Regions from separate parts of the Mus musculus genome. Here region 1 is linked to region 2. Evidence: chromatin loops called from intact Hi-C (ENCODE). Cell type or tissue: gastrocnemius. All regions are shown on one strand. Each heading gives the region's core, and the rest is flanking DNA. Links, peaks and the distances in the headings are about the cores only. Region 1 has its middle 28 kb from the start of Tenm4. Region 2 holds the start of Gm22226 (a small nuclear RNA gene).

Evidence for each region. Hi-C counts contacts between places; a loop is a spot of excess contacts. Peaks named below come from ENCODE experiments on the same cell type or tissue, not always from the same donor. Only the 100,000 strongest peaks of a DNase experiment are listed, where the experiment ranks them.
Region 1: it touches region 2 in a loop (3-fold over the local background); 12 of 42 quality-filtered maps call a loop at or near these places.

The regions. Positions count from the first base shown.
Region 1 is chr7:96,138,558-96,148,770 of GRCm38, reverse strand. No RefSeq gene overlaps it. Among named protein-coding and RNA genes, the nearest start is that of Tenm4, 28 kb to the left of the region's middle. In gastrocnemius, for the core only: no CTCF peak of the experiment used is centred there; a DNase peak (open chromatin) is centred at 5,429; H3K27ac peaks cover 802 bases.
Region 2 is chr7:96,910,513-96,920,725 of GRCm38, reverse strand. It overlaps Tenm4 (teneurin transmembrane protein 4), which reads right to left. Exons shown (of 33, transcript NM_001310762.1): 33 at 9,633-10,213. Gm22226 (a small nuclear RNA gene) reads left to right here and starts at 624; the gene lies at 624-732. In gastrocnemius, for the core only: CTCF peaks have their summits at 4,774 (motif pointing right) and 6,526 (motif pointing right); DNase peaks (open chromatin) are centred at 4,798 and 6,519.

The sequences.
Region 1 (10,213 bases), core at 1,230-9,229, 770 kb after region 2:
AAGGCTTAGCTTGGACATGGAAGATAGAAAAGAAAGAAGGCTGTGGTAGTGTAAATAATGGCTCCCACCAAAGATCTCCTCATCTTTATCCCTGGAACCTCTGAAAGCTACCTGACGCTTTACAGATGTGATTAAGTTGTGGCTTTGAAATGGAGAATTAACCTGGATTATTCAGGTGAGTCCGATGCAATCGAAAGAGTCTTTAGAAAACGGAGGCAGCAGGTTCTCAGTCACAAGGAAGGTAGGGCCTTGGAGACAGAGGTCAAATAGCTGTGACTGACAGTTCCAAAAAGGGAGAGGCCACAAGTCAGAGGAAAGCACCCTCTTGCTAGACTGTGGGAGGGCAGAGGAAGTGGACTTCCCCTAGAGTCTCTGCAAGGAATGCAGCCCTGCCCACCCACATCAGACTTCTCACTTGGGAAACCATCCAGAGTAAATCTCCTTTGCCTGAAGGCAGTTGGCAATTTGGGACATCTGCAACTGGAGCTGAATGGGTAGAGCAATTACAGATTATGGTCCAAGTTATGAAGAAGGGCAAGATTACACTGAGATAACAACCCGAGAAGGCTACTCTAAGAGAAAGGATAAGAGACCCGTGTCCAAGAAAGACATTCCGGGGAGAAGGAAAGGCAGGTCTGAAGGTTCAGAGCATGAGGAACAGACAGCCATGGTGGTCAGACTGCAGCAAGAGTGAAGGGTACTGTTGAATGAGGTTGGACATTACACTGGACTCAATCACAGCGTCTTTTAGACCACAGAGAGAGGTATGGTATTTGACTAAAAAGAGATAGAAAAGCCGCTGGAGAATTTTAGGGGGTGGGTGGGTAAATTGTTATTGCATAAGTCCAATGTCCTAATGTGAAGAAGACCCTTCCTGGGGACAAATAGAAAGCTTAGTGACAGTCAAGACAAATATGTCTTCCACATGGGTGCACTTGTGACCCATCACATTCCTAGAACAAGCCCAGCCTTCAGTGGGAAGCAGTAGCTTCTCTTCTTGCTAATCTAGCACTCCAGTTCTTTAGGGGCCGGGCCCCAGAGTACACAGTAAGTAGACAGAGCTGTAACTTTCAGTAGGATTTATGGCAGTGAGAGCTGACCCTGGCAAGGAGGCACTCAGCATTACTGCATTACGGAACTTGGAAAGCTCTGCCCAGGGGTGGAACATTCCATTTGAGGCACTCTGTGAATCTCTGGCTCTCGTTTAAATACAGTGTTGGACTGTAAGCTATGTGAAGCAAGGGGCCATCTGTACTTTGTCTCTGTAGCTCCAGGTTAGCATGTACTCAGTAGGCCCATGCTGAAAGCTGGGTTATGTGGAGAGAGAGGGACGCCAATAAATTAGACCTTTCTTCTCTTTCTCTCTTTCTCTCTGTCTCTCTGTCTATCTCTGTCTCTCTGTCTCTCTCTGTCTCTGTCTCTGTCTCTCTCTCTGGAGTGTATGTGGGAGTGAGAATCAGTTATAGGAAGAATACTAACAGGAAAAAAAAACCAAGTATCAAAACACCTATTCATGGTTCTATTCTGGAGATATGGCTTTGTTCTCGTGCAATTGATACTAGTGAGCAACATGAGCATGACAGGAATTCCTCCTGGAAAGCCCTAGAGTGATGCCTAAAATCAACAGAGTATGTGGGAACACACACACACGCACACACTCACACAGACACACACACACACACAAATACATTCATCCACTTTAGTTCCTTGCATATGTTGTTGTGGTTAGAATTTGAAGTGTCCACCACAACATCCTATGTTTGAGTACTTTGTCTCCAGTTGGTAGCACTGTTTTGGAAGGTTGTATAATCTTTGGGAGACAGAGACCTGCTGAAGGAAGTAGGTCTCTGGGAGCAGGCCTTGAAGATTTATAGCCCAGCCTCACTGCCTGTTTTCAGTTTTCTCACTGTGGATGCAGTATGATTAGCCAACTTCTCCTCTCTTCCTGTTGCCACACTTTTCCTTTAGAAGATGGGATGTGCTCCCTAAACCTATAAGCCAACATAAACCTCCTTTCTTAAATTTCTTCTGGCTAGGTGTGATGGTTTGAATATGAACAGCCCCCATAGACTCATGTGTTTGAACAATCTTATTGGGAGTGGAGGAGCAGGGAATAGAATGTGGTGGTTTGAATATGCTTGACCCATGAAGTGGCACTATTAGGCAGTATGGCCTTGTTGAAGTAGATGTGGCCTTATCAGAAAGTGTATTACTGTGGAGGCTGGCTTTGAGGTCTCATAAATCTACTCAAGATCTACCCAGTGTGGATAGCTAATCTCCTCCTGGCTGCCTTAGGATCAAGATGTAGAACTCTCAGCTCCATTAGCATCAAGTCTGCCTGTATGATACCATGCTTCCCGCCATGATTATAATGGACTAAACCATGGGAACTGTAATCCATCCTCAGTTAAATGTTTTCTTTTATAAGAGTTGCCTTGGTCATGGTGTCACTTCACAGCAATAAAACCCTATCTAAGATACCAGGTATTTTGTTGTAGCAATGAGAAAGGTTAAAAAAATTGCGTGTGCTATTAACCACATCTGTGCACATCTGGCTTTTCAACCATCTACCTAATTTCAGATGATAATTCTACTATCTCACCTTTCTACCAGCAGGTTCAAGCTATAGGGCTTTCTCAAAATGAAGTGCCATGGTTGTTTACTATTTAGCCATTGAAATAGTTTAAATAATGTTACCTTTTATTACTGGGAATCGATTTGTATGTTTTTTTAAATTATACTTTACTGGAGAAATTTTAGAGTGTTATAGCTCTACCTCCATTTTCTTCTAAATTCTGCACCCCAGTCCCTGTGGGTGAATTTGCATAGCACATTGATTTTTCAGAACACATATGGGGTAAGATAACAGAACTGACTGTACTTTCTTCTGTCGGCAGCACCACAAAAACAAGAAAATACACATAGTGATTAGCTAGAAATTGAAATCAGACCAATAAGCATGAAGGATGATTCACGATGTCCTTCTGGTGTCTAGGATACTCTTATTATTTATCTATTTTGTTCATCCACCCTTTTATTCTTGTACTTGTTCTCAACACATTCCTCTAGTGTCTACTGTATTTTGGGTCCCCCCATGGGTCTGTTGATACAGCAAAGCACAAAAACAGTGCCTCAGAAATGTATAAGGTTGGAGGTAGATGTGATAGTGCACACCTATCATCTCAGTACTTGGGAGCTGGAGGAAGGAGGATCTTGAGTTCAAGGACAGTATGGACTGTTTAGTGAGGCCCTATTTTAAATGAAAATCTTCAAGTTGGGAGAAGATTATGTCCATAACTTTCACCATTGTAGGCTTTGCAGGCTTACTTCCAGTTGGGTACTATAACTGCCTACTATCATTGTGTCGTTGTATTTAATTTCTTCTGTGTGTAAGGGAGACAAGCTACCTAGTCTTCTACGTTTCCAGATGGGGAGTCTGGGATCTGGCAGATAGTGTTGGAGGGAGCCATCTAACTCCAGCCTTGGCTCCTGAATACTGTCATTGATGACTTCTGGGAGGGACAGATTGACTCTTCATCTTTGGAAGAGGATTGAAGGTGGTTTAACCCATTGATGGCAATCTATCAAAGGACAAAAGACTATCTGAAGATCTGCGATCAGAGGAAGATGGCCACTATGCTGAAAGGACACCAAGTTGTGATATCAAGTGGAAAAGTAAAGGACAAAGTGAGTCAGGGGTATGACCTGGTAGAACAAGGACATTCAAAAGATAGATCCTATGAGTCAGATATGTCAGGGTCCCAAAGATTGGGGGAATCCTCTTTAGTTTCTTTTTGTAGACTGCTTTGTTATACTGAAGGCCTGTTCTCTACCAGCCTGCTACAAAAGCACTGACATACTTTGGGGAAGATCAAAGTTCAAAGACATGTTTCTACCTGGGATCTTTCCACCTTGGGTTGACTAGCAGACATGAGTTGGGAGTGGACCAAGAACATGGACACAAGATGATGGAAAGCTACCTCTGGTTTTCCTTGGTCAGCTGTAGGAACCTAAAGTTCAGATGGGGCAGAACAAGCTGAATACGGTGAATCATTTTAGTTTCTGAGGCCTCACAGAATCTGAACAGGACTCAGGTATAGATAAGGGGTATCCAGATGGGGTCCATTTTTATAAAATCCCTCAAAGATTAATGAACTTCAGGTGGCCTTTGAATTCGAATTGTCAAGAACAAGAGCCTTCAAGTCCGGAAAACCAAGCCTAAGCCTAGCTTGGTTATTTCCTAGGTGGCCATAGACAACAGCGTAGCTGGTCTGCACCTTACTTCATCAGTAGCAATGGGAGAAGTACTGAATGCATAGAAAACACACTGCACAATGCCTGGCATAGTCTCCAAGCAGTTAGCTTTGCTTGTTCTGACATCCTTTGACACCGGAGTGGGACAGAGCTACCCCAGCCTGAGCAAAGTGGAGAAATCAGATGTACTGGGAAGCCTGAAGTACAAGATGAAGGAGTGAAAAGTCCACACCTGGCACTGAGCAGCAAGAATCACGAATTAGGGAAGAGTGCACTGTTAAAGTCCTCTGCATTGAAGACTTTGTCCCCAACTGTTGTTGCTACTAGGAGGTTGTGAAAGTAATGGAAATTTTAGGTGGCAAGGACCAGAGTCAAGAGGCAGGTCAGGTGGAGTGTACCCTTGTAGGATATACTGGGAGGCCAGCCCTTCTGTTTCTCTTTCCTCCCTGGCTGCATGGGATGAGTGGTTTCTTGTGCCACATGCTTCCTACCATGATGTAGAGCTTGCTCTCAGTTCCAAAGTCAATTGGTCAAGTGAGCATGGACTAAAACTTCTGCATCCTTGAGGCAAAATATAAACTTTTCCTCCATTTAATTGGATTATCCTAGGTATTTTCTCAAAGTGATGGGAAGTTAACTGCTCATACCTTTTCCTTTGAGGCCTATAGGTCCCAGCCCTGCCCACCATCCTGGCCTGCGTTCAGTGTTCAATTTGTGTGTCTGGAAGATATGGCTACCAACAAGAGGATGCTGTTACATCTGTGCTCATTAGTATTCCCACACCTCTGCATGCCACCCTTTTGGCTCAAGACAGCTCTAGGTTTGAAAGGAGGCACTTTATGCCCTTCTTCATTCTCTCCCTCTTGGCTCCAGTTACATCCCTCTTTGTGACCTGGTTTCTCTACTCTTGCATGGCCAACCTCCTGCAGGCAGGGTCCTGGCCACTCACACAGCTGAATGGGAGACCACTTAGCTAGAGGCTGCCTCAGGGGCATCCTTTTGGGCTAGGTAATAGCCCCCACTGAGATAAGACACTGTTTTGATTGTTGACAGCAGTCAGGAGGCAGCAGATGTTCACTGGCCATAAAGGGCACAAGTCCTTGCTGGGGAGCTCAGTTGGCTGCAGAGAGATTGGGTGTGTTATTTTTAGTGCCTGGACACAGAGGTGCCAGAAGAGAATGCCAAGCTGGAAGGCTGCCTGCCCACTGAGGGCCGGGCTCCAAGGGCCCTGCCTGTGACTTTCAACTCTAGTTATTTGTTGTTGCTCTCTCTCTCTCTCTCTCTCTCTCTCTCTCTCTCTCTCTCTCTAAGACAAGGCTTCTAGGCTTGGCTGATGGGTATAGCCCTCTCTCTAGGGAACCAAGAGTCAGCTGAGAGGGTGACAGTCACCAGGGCCTAGACTGTTGAACTAAGTCCTCAACTCAAAGGCACGTCATTGCACCAGGGTTCCTCAGCTCCTGTGCCCTGCATATTAATGGCTGAAGAATCTGGACTTTGGAAGTGTGAGTGAGTTCCTTAAAGTTGTGTTCCCCACAAACTCCCGCCTCTTTGTTGCTTCTTTTTGGAGAATGCAGAGTAAAGTGTGGATAAGAATCCCTCCCCTCCTTTGCCTTAGTTATCCAGACCCTGTATGCTCTTTGGTTGGTGGTTCAGTCACTGAGGGCCCCATAGACCCAGGTTAGTTGACTCTGTAGGTCTTCTTGTGGTGTCCTCGACCCCTCCAGTTCCTTCAGTCCGATTCCCTGCTCTTCCACAAGACTCTGTGCTCTGCCTATTGTTTGACTGTGGGCCTCTGCATCTGTTTACATCAGCTTCAGGATAAAACTTCTCAGAAGACAACTCCTGGGGAGCATACATCCCATATGAAGATAAGAGTGACAGGAACACAGAGAGAGATTCAATTAGTGTTTGTTGTGAGACTTGCCAGAGTCCTCAAGAAGCTAATTTCTGACCTGAAAGCTTCCTGACCTGAAATTTAATCCCAGAAAAGGTGGCCTTGACCATATGTGATGTGATTGTGACACAAATAGCCTGTCAGGATGGTTTCTGTGTGCTGTGGCTATTTTAACTCATGCAGTTTCCATGCTTCTGGTAGGTAGGCACAGTGCTCATCCATTTTGTGGATGCAGAAACTGAGGCCTGAGATACTAAACAGCTTTTGAGGTTTACCCAGCCAGGGAGGAGAAGAGCTGGGGTTCCTATGGAGATCTTCTGGCTCTGAAATAGATGCCTAGAGCCATTCTTTGAGCACTTCCCGTGTCCCCGGCCTTGTGATAAACACCTTATAATCTTTGCTTCATTTGACCCTCACAACAACCCTTTTGCTATGGAGACAACAAAGAGAACCATGCTGGCCAAGGAATAGTTGAGATGAGGTTTGAACTCAGGGCTTTGGGGGACTTGTAAATCTCTAGCCTGGCTGTTGCAAAATAGAACAAAGAATCCTTAGGTCAAAGAGCATCTCACAATGTGTAAAATATACACGAAGAATGCTTCTTTAACTTGCTGGAAGCATTCACTGCTGCCAACATAGATCATCTGCTTCCCCAAACTGGAAAACTGCCTAGATTAGTCCCAGGTCCTGGAGCACCGTCTCTCTCTCTCTCTCTCTCTCTCTCTCTCTCTCTCTCTCTCTCTCTCTCTCTCTCTCTCTCTCTCTCTCTCCTGGATCTGCAACGGAGAAAGACTAAAATAAGATCCCATTTCTTCAATGTCCAAAACGTACCCCTCCTAGGGGCCATTCCTCTGTCTGCACTTTCATGGAATTAATGCTTTATAAATAATATAACTGGTTACCATACGGCTCATTCATTCATTCATTCATTCTCCCTCCCTCATTCATTTTCTCAACAAATGCTTATTAAGAAGATAGTATTGGGTCCAGCAAAAGGCTAAGGAAATGATCAAACCATGCTGCAAGTTAGGCTCTCCTAGAACTTGTATCCTGGTGGAGAAGAGAAGACACATGAATAAGTGGAACCTCCTTTAGTATTTTTTTTCTTTCCATTTTTTATTAGGTATTTAGCTCATTTACATTTCCAATGCTATACCAAAAGTCCCCCATACCCACCCACCCCCAATCCCCTACCCGCCCACTCCCCCTTTTTGGCCCTGGCGTTCCCCTGTTCTGGGGCATATAAAGTTTGTGTGTCCAATGGGCCTCTCTTTCCAGTGATGGCCGACTAGGCCATCTTTTGATACATATGCAGCTAGAGTCAAGAGCTCCGGGGTACTGGTTAGTTCATAATGTTGATCCACCTATAGGGTTGCAGATCCCTTTAGCTCCTTGGGTACTTTCTCTAGCTCCTCCATTGGGAGCCCTGTGATCCATCCATTAGCTGACTGTGGGCATCCACTTCTGTGTTTGCTAGGCCCCGGCATAGTCTCACAAGAGACAGCTACATCTGGGTCCTCCTTTAGTATTTTTGAAGATGAAGAGAGATGGGAGGGACTGGAATGGGAATGGAAGCTATTTTTTAAAGAAGATGCTGGAGAAGGTAAGCTGGACACTGAGCTTTGAGGAAGAGTGCAAGGAGGTAAGGGAGGCAGCCTGGATGCTCAAAGGTCCAGGCAGGTTGAGCACAGGAATGCTAAGCTTCCATTAGAAGCCATTCTTACCTTCACCGTGGCCCTGCTTTGGGGCAGTGGGAGAAGGGCGGTAGGAGATGCTGGAGGAATGTTTATTCATTTGATTGTTTGAGGAAAGTTTCACACTTTGCCAATGTGTTAATGGCAAACTTTGCAATAGCACTCTATAAAAGAGGAACTTAATTATGAACTAAAATATGTGTGACTGTGAGATATATAGATGGCACCTGGAAATCCTGGGAGTAACAAAGACACTGAGGAAACTGCATTAGCTTCAACTTTGGGCGATCACTTACCTTCTAAGTCACTGACATATCACCAAGTCACTGATTTGTCAGTGATTTAGAAAATCTCAGCTCTCCTCCATGACTGGTTTCCTGCTGTTCTGGGAGAGTCAGTCTCTTTTTCTATGGATTAGTGGTTAAGTTTCTTGCTCAGTCTCTGCATTGTGCTATCAGGTAAGGTAATGGATTGACTGTGTATATGAATGCATTTATGTTTGTATGTGCCCTTCTGTGGAGGCCAGAGGTCAAGGTTGGGTGTCTTCGGTTACTCTACACCTTGTTCTTTCAGACAAGGTTTCTTACTGAATCTGGTGCCCATCAATTTGGCTAGATAGACTGGTGAGCGAGCCACACGTATCCTGCCGTCTCCACCTCTAAAGCTTTGGGATTGCAGGTACATAGTGCTGTCCCTGGCTTTCACATGGGTGCTGGGGTTCTGAGTTCAGGTCCTGATGCTTGAATAGTTAGCTCTTTACCAATGTTGTTTTATCCCCAGTCCCCCCTCCCTTGCTACTCCTGGCCTTGTTTGTAAAAAGCAAAACAAAGAAGAGCCTATACTTGATAAAGACTCGTTTTCTCGGGCGCTATATTTAGTCACCAAATCTATCATTTCTGTGAACCATGGGGATTTCTAGCTACTCACTGTAACAGCAACCTAACACCACAGACATCGCCATTTCCTCGAGGACACGGAATGAGTAGGAGGACTGTAGGTGTTGGATGAGTGGCAGACCATGCTGATGTCCAAGCATTTGTGTACACACAATGGTAAGACTGAGGCCAAAGCTGAGTTCACAGAACAGAACTCGGACACAACCAGATATTCTCAATGGGCAGGTGTGTCTACCTTGGAATTAAGGTTCCCTGAAAACCTGAGAGGGATGGAGTGGGGCTGCATGGGGTAACCTGAGACCTTCTGGGGACTTGGGGATATAGACAAATGCTTCATGCCAGCTGAGTTTGATGAAGTAGAGAAGCTGCTGGCAAGTCGGAGCTTCAGGCCTGAGGCAGGGTGGGATGAGAAGGCTTGTGCCCAGCACCCCAAATGGGGTACTCAAGTTTTGCAAAGGACCAGGGTGTCAGCCTAACCTGCAGGATATTAAAAAATGTTAAAACGAGCGTCAAGGATCCCACACAACCAAACAAAAGAATATAAAGGAGAGAAGGAGCAGACAATTTATCTTATAGGTTTTAGCCTAATATATGTATATATACACGCTGAATTAAAGGCCCTAAACAATACCATCTTTATTAATATTTCTACAATAGTGATAAGATAGATGGAATGGAATTAGATATGGAAAAATGTAATATTCTGTGAAGGGAACTCTGGAGAGATGGAGTTATGAAGGTCATTTCTCATTAAGGGTGAACTTTTCTATGATTTTTTGCCTCTGACTTTATCCTATGAATCCTCTGCCAGAGCCTGAAATATGCCCTCATTGTTTTGTGTGCTGGGGACAGGCTGTGTCACCCAATGTCCCCCTCAGCTAGGCAGTGTCAGGCTATTTTTAGCTCCTCAAAACAACCAATCACACCACTGTCCATTTCTCTGTGGTGAGCTGTACTGATGGCTGTACTGAGGCTACCCAGCTTATTAGCTCTGTGAGTCTGATGCCCAGTGCTAGGGAAGTAGGGCTCCCTTGAATTGGAACCCAGGAAAAAGTGAAGACTGCTGAGTTCCTGGGGTGGTAGTTATCTTAGTGGCGGTGCAGACTTCAATGTAGACCCGAATACTGGAGACACAGCTCTTGGCTATAAGGTGTGCATATGAATACCCTCCCACAGATGGCATGGCTACTGTGAAGGGCTTGTGATGGAGTTTGGATCTGAGAAGCTTGGAGTATGACTTTATTTGGCCTGATGGTCTTTCTAGAGGTAATTGGCCTAAAATTTGGGCTATTAAAGCAAGTCCTCCAAACGCAATGGTCTGATTATTTGTAAATAGGACAAATTTGTTTATGGAGACACATAAAGTATGCTGGGTAGAAATAAAGGCAGAGGTTAGGGTGGTGGGGCATGCCCAACCTACATGATGTCAAATATGGATGCTAAATCGCTAGAAGCCTTGACATAGAAACCAAACC
Region 2 (10,213 bases), core at 1,248-9,247:
GCATGTACAATTAAGTACATTATGTCTTCTTGGTGGACTGACTCTTTTATCATGGTAATTCGTCCCCCTTCCCCGCCCCAGGCTTTGAAGTCTGTGTTGTTTGATGTCCTTGTAGTCACTCTGTCTGGCTTTTGATTACTGTTTTCACGGTATATCTTCTCCCATCATTTCACTTTTAACCTATGCATATCATTATATTTGAAGTGACTGCTTCACCGCGCATATAGTCTAGTCAGCTCGTATGTTTTTTCCTGTGTTCCAGAATCTCTTTTATTTTGATGAGCTTATACCAGTTTATGTTTGAGGCTATCACTGTCATATTTACATATAAGCTTTTTTATTGTGTTATTTTCTCCAACTTTTCTTGATTTCTTGTGGGCTTTTGAGCTTTTAAAAGTTTCTCTCTGTCTCTCTGTCTCTCTGTCTTTTTTAATCATGTCTTTGTTTTTTAGCCATTGCTTCAGGACTTAAAGCAGACATCCTCCTTGCTCTGTCTGGAAACAACACCTGATTATTTCAAGGGCAGTGTCCAAGTGTGCTGCACAGATCTCCCCTGTCCTCTTATTGGAAGTCCATCACAGAGTGCTGACCCTGCCTCTTTCAACAAAAGAACTTAAAAAATAGTGCCCACTTCAGCAGCACATACACTAAAATTAGAAGGATACGGACAAGATTAGCACTGCCTCTCTGCACGGGGATGACACTCAAATTCGTAAAGCGTTCCCGATTTTTAAGAGATTTTTTTTTTGAAGAAAGAATTTAAATGGTAGTTTATTCTGTTTAGAAATCGTTCCCATTCCTGCTGTTCTTCTCCCAAGGTTGCGAGCTTCTTTCTAGCCTCGTTCCCATTGACTGAAGAATGGCCGAGCAGCTCAATTCTCCTGGCTCCCTTCATTTGCCAGCTTTAATTTTATCCCCATTCCTGAAGGTTCTTTTCACTACACTCAGAATTCTGAGCTGACATTTCTTTTCTTTTGGCACTTTAGAAACGTTAGGTGTCCCGACAGCCGTTCCAGTCACTGTCTCCCTGCAAGTCATGCATTGTGTTTTCCTATGAATTCTTTCAACTGAAAAACATTCTTTAATGTGTGTGTACATACCCATATGTGCACATGTGTGGGTGTATGTTCATGTGTGTGTGTGCTTGTGCATGTGAGTCCAGAGGTCAATGCTGAGTGTCTTCTTCCATCTTTTGAGCCAGGGTCCCTCATTGAGCCCGGAGCTCATGTAGGGACTCCCTCTGTTTCTCTCAAGTGTAAGTTTTCAGGCATGTGTGTCACTGCACCTGGCTGTTATTGGGCTGCTGTGAACTGAACTTGGGTCCTCGTGTTTGTGTGTGCAGCACTTTACCCCCTGAGCTGTCTCCCTAACCCCTGTGTCTTCCTTGCATCTCTGCGTCTTTGGTCTCCATGGCTTGGGTTAGAATGTGTCTGGGCATAGATTCCAGTACCTTGTTTGGAGTTTGTAGAGATTCTTGACTCCGTGAGGTCATGGTTTTCTTTAGGTTTGGGGAGTCATTAGCTCTCATCTCATCAGGTGTGTTTCCTGCTGTTCTCTCTCTCTCTCTCTCTCTCTCTCTCCCTCTCTCTCTCTCTCTCTCTCTCACACACACACACCCGTCAAATGGCCCCAGTGAACCCCAAGGCTCTAGTTTGCCCTCACAATCACTCTTCCTCTGGTTGAGCACATCCCCATCAACCACAGATTAAGAATATTTAATCAGTTTGTTTTAGGCTCACTGGTTCTTTTCCTTTTCTTTCCATTCTTCTATGCCTGGCCCAGGCTGGGGGTGGATGGGTGTGGCTACTGGTTACATTTACTTTAGCTGTTGTGTTTCCAGTTGCGTCTGCCTTACATCTCTTATGTGTTTTTTTTTTTTTTTTCAGGTATTCTGTCTTACCAGCTGCTTCAAGAGTTTCTGTCCTTACCTTTGGAACCTGTTTGTAAAATCTGCTTTAGAACTTTAGATAATTCCCATCTTGATGTCATCTCAGAACTGGCCAAGTTGAGATTTCTGGATAAGGTTGTATATAAATATAGTGTTAGGTCTTATTTAAATTCTAGGGAGTCTTTAAAGACTGACTTTATTTTCATTAATTTATACTTAACACTGCCCCTCCCCCCTTTAGACAGGGTTTCACCATGTAGAACTCGCTACTTAGACACATAGAGCTCTGCCTGCCTCTGTCTCTGGTATGCCACCACCCTGGCCCAGTTCTTGATTCTTTTGTGTAGTGCTGAGGACTGAACATAGACTTTTGCTCATGTTAGATGAGGGCTCTGTCATGGAAGTAGGTACACCCACCAAGATGAATATAGACAACAAGTTATGAGCAACCCTTTGTAGACTGTGGCCCCTAAACTGGTTTTCAAAGACTTTGCAAAGCTTTTTGGATTGGTTCTGCATGTGTGTCACCGGGTGAGTCAGAATCAGGCTGAGGTCTTCTTAGTTTAGTTCTTAAGACTTAGGGATCCGACGGGAGCTTGCGATGCCAGGGGCTGTGTAACCACCACGTGCTCACTGGCAGCTTTCTGGGTTCCGAGTTGTGAGTTCCTGCCGTGCTACTGTAACGCTAATATTTTTTTGTTTCCCCAAGAACATCCCCCTCAGTTTTAGTCACAGATCTTGAGTATTCTTCATCACTGTCTGACAGATACTTCCCGCAACCGTACAAACCACGTCTGGGGACAATGGATAGGAAGCTGGAGAGATACAAGGGGGCTTCCCTACATTCTCGAGACCACTGTCTGGTCAGACAAGCATCCATTGTGTCCTAATTAGGGTTACCTCTGCTGGGAAGAAACACCATCACCAAAGAAGTTGAAGAGGAAAGGGCTCACACTTGCACACCATGGGAGTTCATCATGGAAGAATGCAGGCCAGGAACTCAAGCAGGGCAGGAACATGGAGGCAGGAGCTGATGCAGAGGCCATGGAGGAGTGCTCCTTCTGGCCTGGACCTTGTGGCTTCCCCAGCCTGCTTTCTTATAGAAACCAGGACGACCAGCCCAGGGGTATCACCACTAACAATGGGCTGACCCTCCACCATCAATCACTAATTAACAAAACACCCTAAGGCTTGCCTACAGCCTGAGACATTTTCTCAAATAAGGCTCCACCCTCTTAGATGACTCTAGCTTGTGTCAAATTGAAATAAAATTACCTAGCATATATTACTGCAGTGTATCTGTGGGCCTCTGAAGCCAAGATTGGCTCTTTTAGAAAACCCCTCTCCCAATTCTTCCACGTGAAATCGTCTCTTCTCCTGTAAACTCACTCTGGATACCCAGTTCCCTTGTGCTGAGGCTGTGGGCTTTCTGACAGTGAAAACAAGCACACTCAGTGTCAGCTCAGAGGGACTCCAGGTCCATGTCTGTGCCCCCAATCTGCCTGGCAACATGGCTTGCATAACCCAGCATAAGATGAAAATAGAGGGTCCCCCTTTAAAAGAGTAAAAGAAACAGGCATTCAAGATGGTGACAGCAGAACTCAGGGAGAGCCGAGCCCTTCTAAGCAGGGAGCTCTGTGGGGCTGCACTGCCCATGCAGCTGGCTCTAAGTGTAGGAACAGAATACAGTCTCAGGCGATCCTGTGTCTGCTGATGGGGACCTGCTGGACACATGAAAGGTGGCATTCATTCCTCAGTCTCTTCATATGGGAAATTCCTTGGCTCCCCAACCTTAATACCAACATAGCTTAGAATGTGGCACTAGGGAATCCTGGACTCACATTCTGATTCCATCCTTAAACACAAGTCATGAACCTACAGCTCACCTGCCAATCCCATCTCTTGCCTATGGTGTGGGTTCAATCAGGATTAATGCAGAAAGCACCTTGTCTAGAGGCAACTCTTACTCTCTCTGCTGAGATCTCACCATTAAACCACACAGTGTTTGTCCCAGAAGTATCTGGTCAGGGAGGCTGGGGCAGACATTTGGCCTCAGAGTTGAGTAGCACTTGACCAGTCCTATTGAGTCATTTTCTCCACTAAAATTCCTTCTTCCTGCTGGAAATGGTGATGCATGCCTTTAATCCCAACACTTGGGAGCAGAGGTAGGTGGGTCTCTATGAGTTGGAGGCCAGCCTGGTCTACAAAGAAAGTTCCAAGATAGCCAAGGCTACACAGAAAAACCCTACCTTGAAAACAAAACAAAACAAAACAAACAAGCAAACAAAACATACCAAGAAGGAAGTGGTGGAGGAGAAGCCGTGGTCAGCATTTTACCTTGCACCAACACCTCCAACTCTTACCATGCCTGACCTGTTCAGATATGGAAGAGCATACACACACACCAGTCTTGCTTACAACAATCAAATCCGATGCAAGCCCAAGGAGCATGTAGGATACACGGAGGGCCAAGAACATAGGAAGTGTCACTCTGAAGGACGGCCTGATTCAGACTGTATAACAGTTTGCAGTGTCACTTCAAGGTCTTATAAATACATGGCATTCAAAGTAAGGAGGACATTACAAGATGGAATTCAGAAATAGAGCAGGCATGAGGGAGGCTAAACAAATGTCGTTATGGTATTCATGAGATGACTCCAGGAGGTCAACGTGAAGAGATTAGCATGCTGCCAGGCAAATGATGGATAAAATTATTACTATATCAATCAAATCTCAGAGTCCCATCTCAGTCTCCTCATTAGTAAAACATTGGAGACACCTTCTTAATGCTGCTTACAGACTTAAGGATTCTATCTTAGGTTTCATCCCCTCTATACCTGGGCAGAAAGGCAGGATGCCACCCATACCTTATGTAATGCACATATCAACCACTAGATGGCAGATCAGGCCAGTCTATGTAGACCCCGGAACCATGAGATGCTGGACTTGTTAAGTTGCCTGACCCATGGCAGCCAGCATTCCTCTCGTCTAAGGTGGAAGGCAGTGTGAAGCTGAGGGTTAGAGTTAGTGGGGTCTTTAGGTATAATAAATTTGTTTAGAATTTATCTGCAGGACAGAGAGGTAAATCTTAGATACAACTAAGCCAGTGTTCAAGCATTTCCTGACTTAGAGGTGTCAGGAGCTTGCTTCTTGTCACCTGAGTCCCATTGCATTCCACCCCATCATGCAGTACCTAGGTGCAGTTCCATCTGGTTCAGCTCTTACTCCCAGACTAGAGGCAGACTGTACTTATGTATCATCCATACCTGACATCAGATGCCCTTCAGGGAAAGTGACTAAATAAATGCACTGTGGTTATTCAGTTGGCCTTGTCTAGCAGGATCTAGATCAGTGTTTGTATGTTTCCTTTCTGTTTCTAGGCTCAAGAGGTAGCTAACGGTAGCATGCTAGCCCCTGAAATCGGATTATTTAGGTTCAAGTCTCAGTCGTTCCATTTGCCAGCATCGCATCCTTCTAAATATACCTCCGTTTCTCCAATTGAAGACTAGAGATATTAATGACACCCCTCTGCATGCACTGTGGCCAGGTTTAAATGCAGATGTACTTAGAGTGCTTAGCAAACATCTGACATGTTGTAGGTTCCCAGGCTGGGCAGACTGCTTTCTGAAACATGCCTTGATGCAATTGCAAAATGCATCAAAGAAGATGTGCCTAGTGTGCCTGCCTACTGTCTTGGCTCCTAAGCAAAGGAAGTTCTTCCTCCTTATTATCACTGTTGGCATTGATAGCTTGAGGGTGCTCAGGGTAAGTCTCCAAGCGACATAATTCAGGGACACTGCATTGTCTGCCTTCTTCCAGCCTCAGGCTCAGCAGTGGCTCCTGTACATGACTACAGGAGAGAGCTGGGGACATCATATTTACTATAGAGGGATTCTCTTCACAGTGGCTTGAGGGTCGCAAGGCATCATGGAAGAAGAGGAAAGGACCCCAAAGCTTATTTTCCTCTGTTTCCTTTCTCGAGCCTTTAATGTTTTTTGAAGCAACTTCTGAGAGTAATTTGATCCAGACCAGAGTGGAGCCTGGATCCTCAAGGAGTTCATCTTGTTAGTTTTTAAAACAGTCTGTCTGTGTGTATACACATGTCACGTGTATGCATGTGTGTGTGTGTATAGATATAGACATAGATATAGATACAGATACAGACACAGATACAGACACAGACACAGACACAGATACAGATATAGGTATATATGTGTTTATATGCACATTGGGCTGGAGTTCAATAGACAATTTTCAGTTGTCCATTCTCTCCTTCCACCGTGTGGGTCACAGGGATGGAACTCATGTCACCAGGCTTGGCAGTGAGTACCTTTACCTGCTGAGGCATCTTGAGGGCTTTTGTCACATTTTTTATTATAAGAAGCCACATCTTGCCTACTCACACATTAGTAAGAATTTCTCTTTTTGGCTCAGAAGTATAAAGAAAGCTAAGGGGGAGAGAATCAGAGAAGCCGTGTAGATGTAATAAGTCTAAACGGTTGGCTGTAAGTCACAAGGGATGTTGTCTGAAGGTCTCCCGAACCCCAGGAAGTGAAAGAGCTGGGCAGGAGACTGGTGTTACTCAGCTGTTCTGCAGCTCAGGCTGGGGGAGGGAAAGTGCGAGAGGTGGCCACCAGGTGGCGCTATGAGTGTGAAGAAATCATGAGTGCGACTTAGTGGATGATCAGGAAAACTGGCAAACATCTCTGAGGAGAGAGAATCATTGTCCTCATATAAATACATTGTGGTCATCTAGTGAGACTTGGGTGGACATGGAGATGGGCTTCAGACACATGCCTGTGTGTGCAAGGGCATTGTAGCTCGAATGTTTATCATCAGGTGTGAGTTTCCTGGGTTCTCTTGATGCGAGTCAGTCCTAAGCCAACACATGCAAGGATTTTCTTGCCCATTGGATACCCACTCTTTTGGGAATCTGGGGTCCTCTGTGTCTCAGGGTCTTGAGAATGTCCTAGAATTCTGAGAGATTATCAACGCTGGATAAGCAATCTGGGCATGACTGGTCACATAGTTTGCATAATCCAGGATAAGATGAAAATAGACAGTCCCCCTTTGAAAAGAAGAAGAAACAGGCATTCAAGATGGTGACAGCAGAACACTGAACTCAGGGAGAGCCGAGCCCTTCTAAGCATGGAGCTCTGTGGGGCTGCACTGGTCATGGAGCTCTGGTCACTGCCCATGAGGCTGGCTCCAAGTATGGGAGTGGAATACAGTCTCAGGCAATCCTGTGTCTGCTGATGGGGACCTGCTGGACACATGAAAGGTGGTATTCATTCCTCAGTCTCTTCATATGGGAAATTCCTTGGCTCCCTAACTTTAATACCAACATAGCTTAGAATGTGGCACTAGGGAATCCTGGACTCACATTCTGATTCCATCCTTAAACACAAGTCATGAACCTACAGCTCACCTGCCAATCCCACCTCTTGCCTATGGTGTGGGTTCAATCAGGATTAATGCAGACAGCACCTTGTCTAGAGGCAACTCTTACTCTCTCTGCTGAGATCTCACCATTAAACCAGACAGTGCTTGTCCCCAGAAGTATCTGGTCAGGGAGGCTGGGGCAGACATTTGGCCTCAGAGTTGAGTAGCACTCACTTAGTGGGGAGCACTTCCTGTGTGCTTTTGCAGTCAGTTATAGAATAGGAATCAAAGTGGGGAGAGGTCCAGAGACCTGGCAGAGGGTGGGGTGGGCTGTTACAGAATCAGAGATGTGTGCACCGTTCATCTAACAGACATCTATGAGTGCTTCCTGTGGCAGAACCCAGGGGAAACTGGTGAGCAAAGGTACCTAGAGCCCCATCCACTGCTAACTGGAAGTCCTGTCATCTTGGCTGCATTCATTTCTAACCCACGGACCCTCATCACGTGTTCACTCTGGGGCAGGACACAGGACTCTACCAGTCTCTCTGAATGAGGTGACCGAAGGCCCTGTGTGTTCATTCTCAACAGCCAACCCCACTGAGTCTTGGTGAGCTGTCCTAGCAACTTTTACTGGAGTGTAGAGAGGGCCAGAAGTGTCTGGCTCTTCGGGGCAGCTGTGGACTGATGACTCTCCACTGGAGGGACTGGACCCTGAAGTCAAAGAGAGGCCAACCTTCAACGGATGAGGCGCTGGACTCGTATTTGGGACACTGGGAACACACAGAGGATGAAATTTAGTTTTGATTAACCTGGAGAGGAGCTCACTCCTGAAGTGGCCCCGTCTTGAACAGCTCAGGTCAGCTTTAGAGGACGCACTGGGGGCATCTTGTGAGAGCAGAAAGAGTGTCCAAAAGGTTTTGAGTTGATTTCAGCCAGGTGTGAAGACTGTGTGTGAACAACTGACAGGCGAAAGTCTGGGGCTTGACTGAGTGGTCCAAGAGCTCAGGCAGCCCATTGTGGTACATGCAGAGGGAAAGGTAGATGGGGTAGGGGTGTCGGGGTGTGGGCTAGCGCAGCTGCCCACTGGGAGAAAGGGGAGGTTCTGCTGACTCGGGGCATCTGAAGTGTCACACACATTAAACAATTTATTATGTACACAGCATTGAGGGTAGCATAGTTACCAGCAGTTCTCAAAGCAGTAATACCTGGGAACCGATTAGAACTGCATGTTCTGGGGCTACCCTCCAGGCCTGCTTATTTGGGAATTCAGGGGGAGGGGGAGGTGCTATACGTTCATAAACTGCAAGTCAAAGCTTGAGAAACATTATAGAGTACAGAGTGCTAAGCTTTGGACAGCAGTTAAGGGTCTGGGTTGGCTGGGCTGGGCAGAGGGGGCATGGTGTTCTGAGCAGTGAGCTACTTTACATACATCCTTCTTTAAGTGACACAAGAAGAAATCGACCAGGAGGTCTGTGTCACCATGCCCTCATGGAGAGGCACGATCTGGCGTGCAGAGTACCTCAGTGACCAAAGGTCAGGTCGTAGCACCGGAACCCCTGTCCATGCTGAGGTGGCTCACAGTGGAGGGCTGCGCTGCTGATGCTGCCTGTCACTTCTGCCGTGATGTCTCCATCCAGCCTGCATGGAAGGAAGGGGCCTATTATAGCTTGACCCTCCTTTCCCTAGAGCTTAGCATGGGCCAACCTGGGGTCAATGAGAGTGGGATGGCATTCCTGACTTAGAAGGACGGTTGTTTGAATTTTCATAAAGTTTGCCACATACACCCGGGAGCTGGGCTCAGTAAATAATCTCTTCAAGACTACCAGCATTCACCCCTGACACTGAGGTCTCATAGCTTAAGTGTGCGATTAAAAGAGAGAGGTTCCCACGCACTGTGATTAGAACTACGCTAGATTGGAAAGAAAAGAACACAGCAGGAAAACACCTACACTACTCAAGGAGTTTTTCTCCTCTCTCCCTAAGTTGTACTATGTGGTTATTATCACGTCTCAGTTGAACACGCGCCTGTTAATTTGTAAGGTGCAGTAACTCTGTGGCAGGTCCTGCGTTTGGTGGTGGATGGGGCCAGGTGTTCCTGCCCCTTGGAATCTGTCTTTGAAGCCAGTGAGCATAAGAACCAGGCTAGGACACAGCTTAAGGCAGTTTGGCACTAGCTAAGGTGAGAGCTGCCTCTGTGTGTACCTCATCTTTTAGTAAGTGAGGCCTCTGGTCTTCTGTGATCCTCCAGACACCGCTGTTCATGACAGGTAGGACCTGCAAGGGACTCTGGGACTAAGATGGGGGTCTTCCTCCAGCCCTCCTGGTAACTGCCACTGTCTCCCAACAAAGGCCACTGCACACCTTTAAACACAAAATAGTCTTTTATTTGTCAACGAAGGCTACACGGGATCACTTCTGGTTTTGTTTTTATGCTTTCCCCCCTTTTTTCTAGAAGGTATCTACATCTGCATTTATTTACAGCCTTGTTGGTATTTACACAGTCAAGAATACAGTGTTAGAAACACAAAAGTGTTGAGAAAAAAACTTCTCAAAATTAGTTCCAGACTTCAGGAAAACTATTTCCACATGGTAAGGCCAGAGTCTCCAGTGTTGGTCATCCAGAGGCAGCTCATTATCGTCCTTTGCCAGAGCTGCGGGTTCAGAAGTCCTCAGAATGACGGGCACATTTAGAACAGTGGGGTTCTGGTGATGAGTGGATTAGAGCTGCTGGGAACCACCAGACATCTGTGGGTCAGCTTCTGCGGGGACAGCCGAGCCTGCCCACGGGCAGTCAGCCCTGAACCATCAGCCCTTAGAATCAATCACATTTTTCTTAGGGACTAGGAAGTAGCCCAGTCTCACGCCTTTGGCATTCCCCAGAGGGTAAGAAGTACAACACAGGGCCCCACCGAGGCCTCTGAAACACAACACAGGGTTCCCACC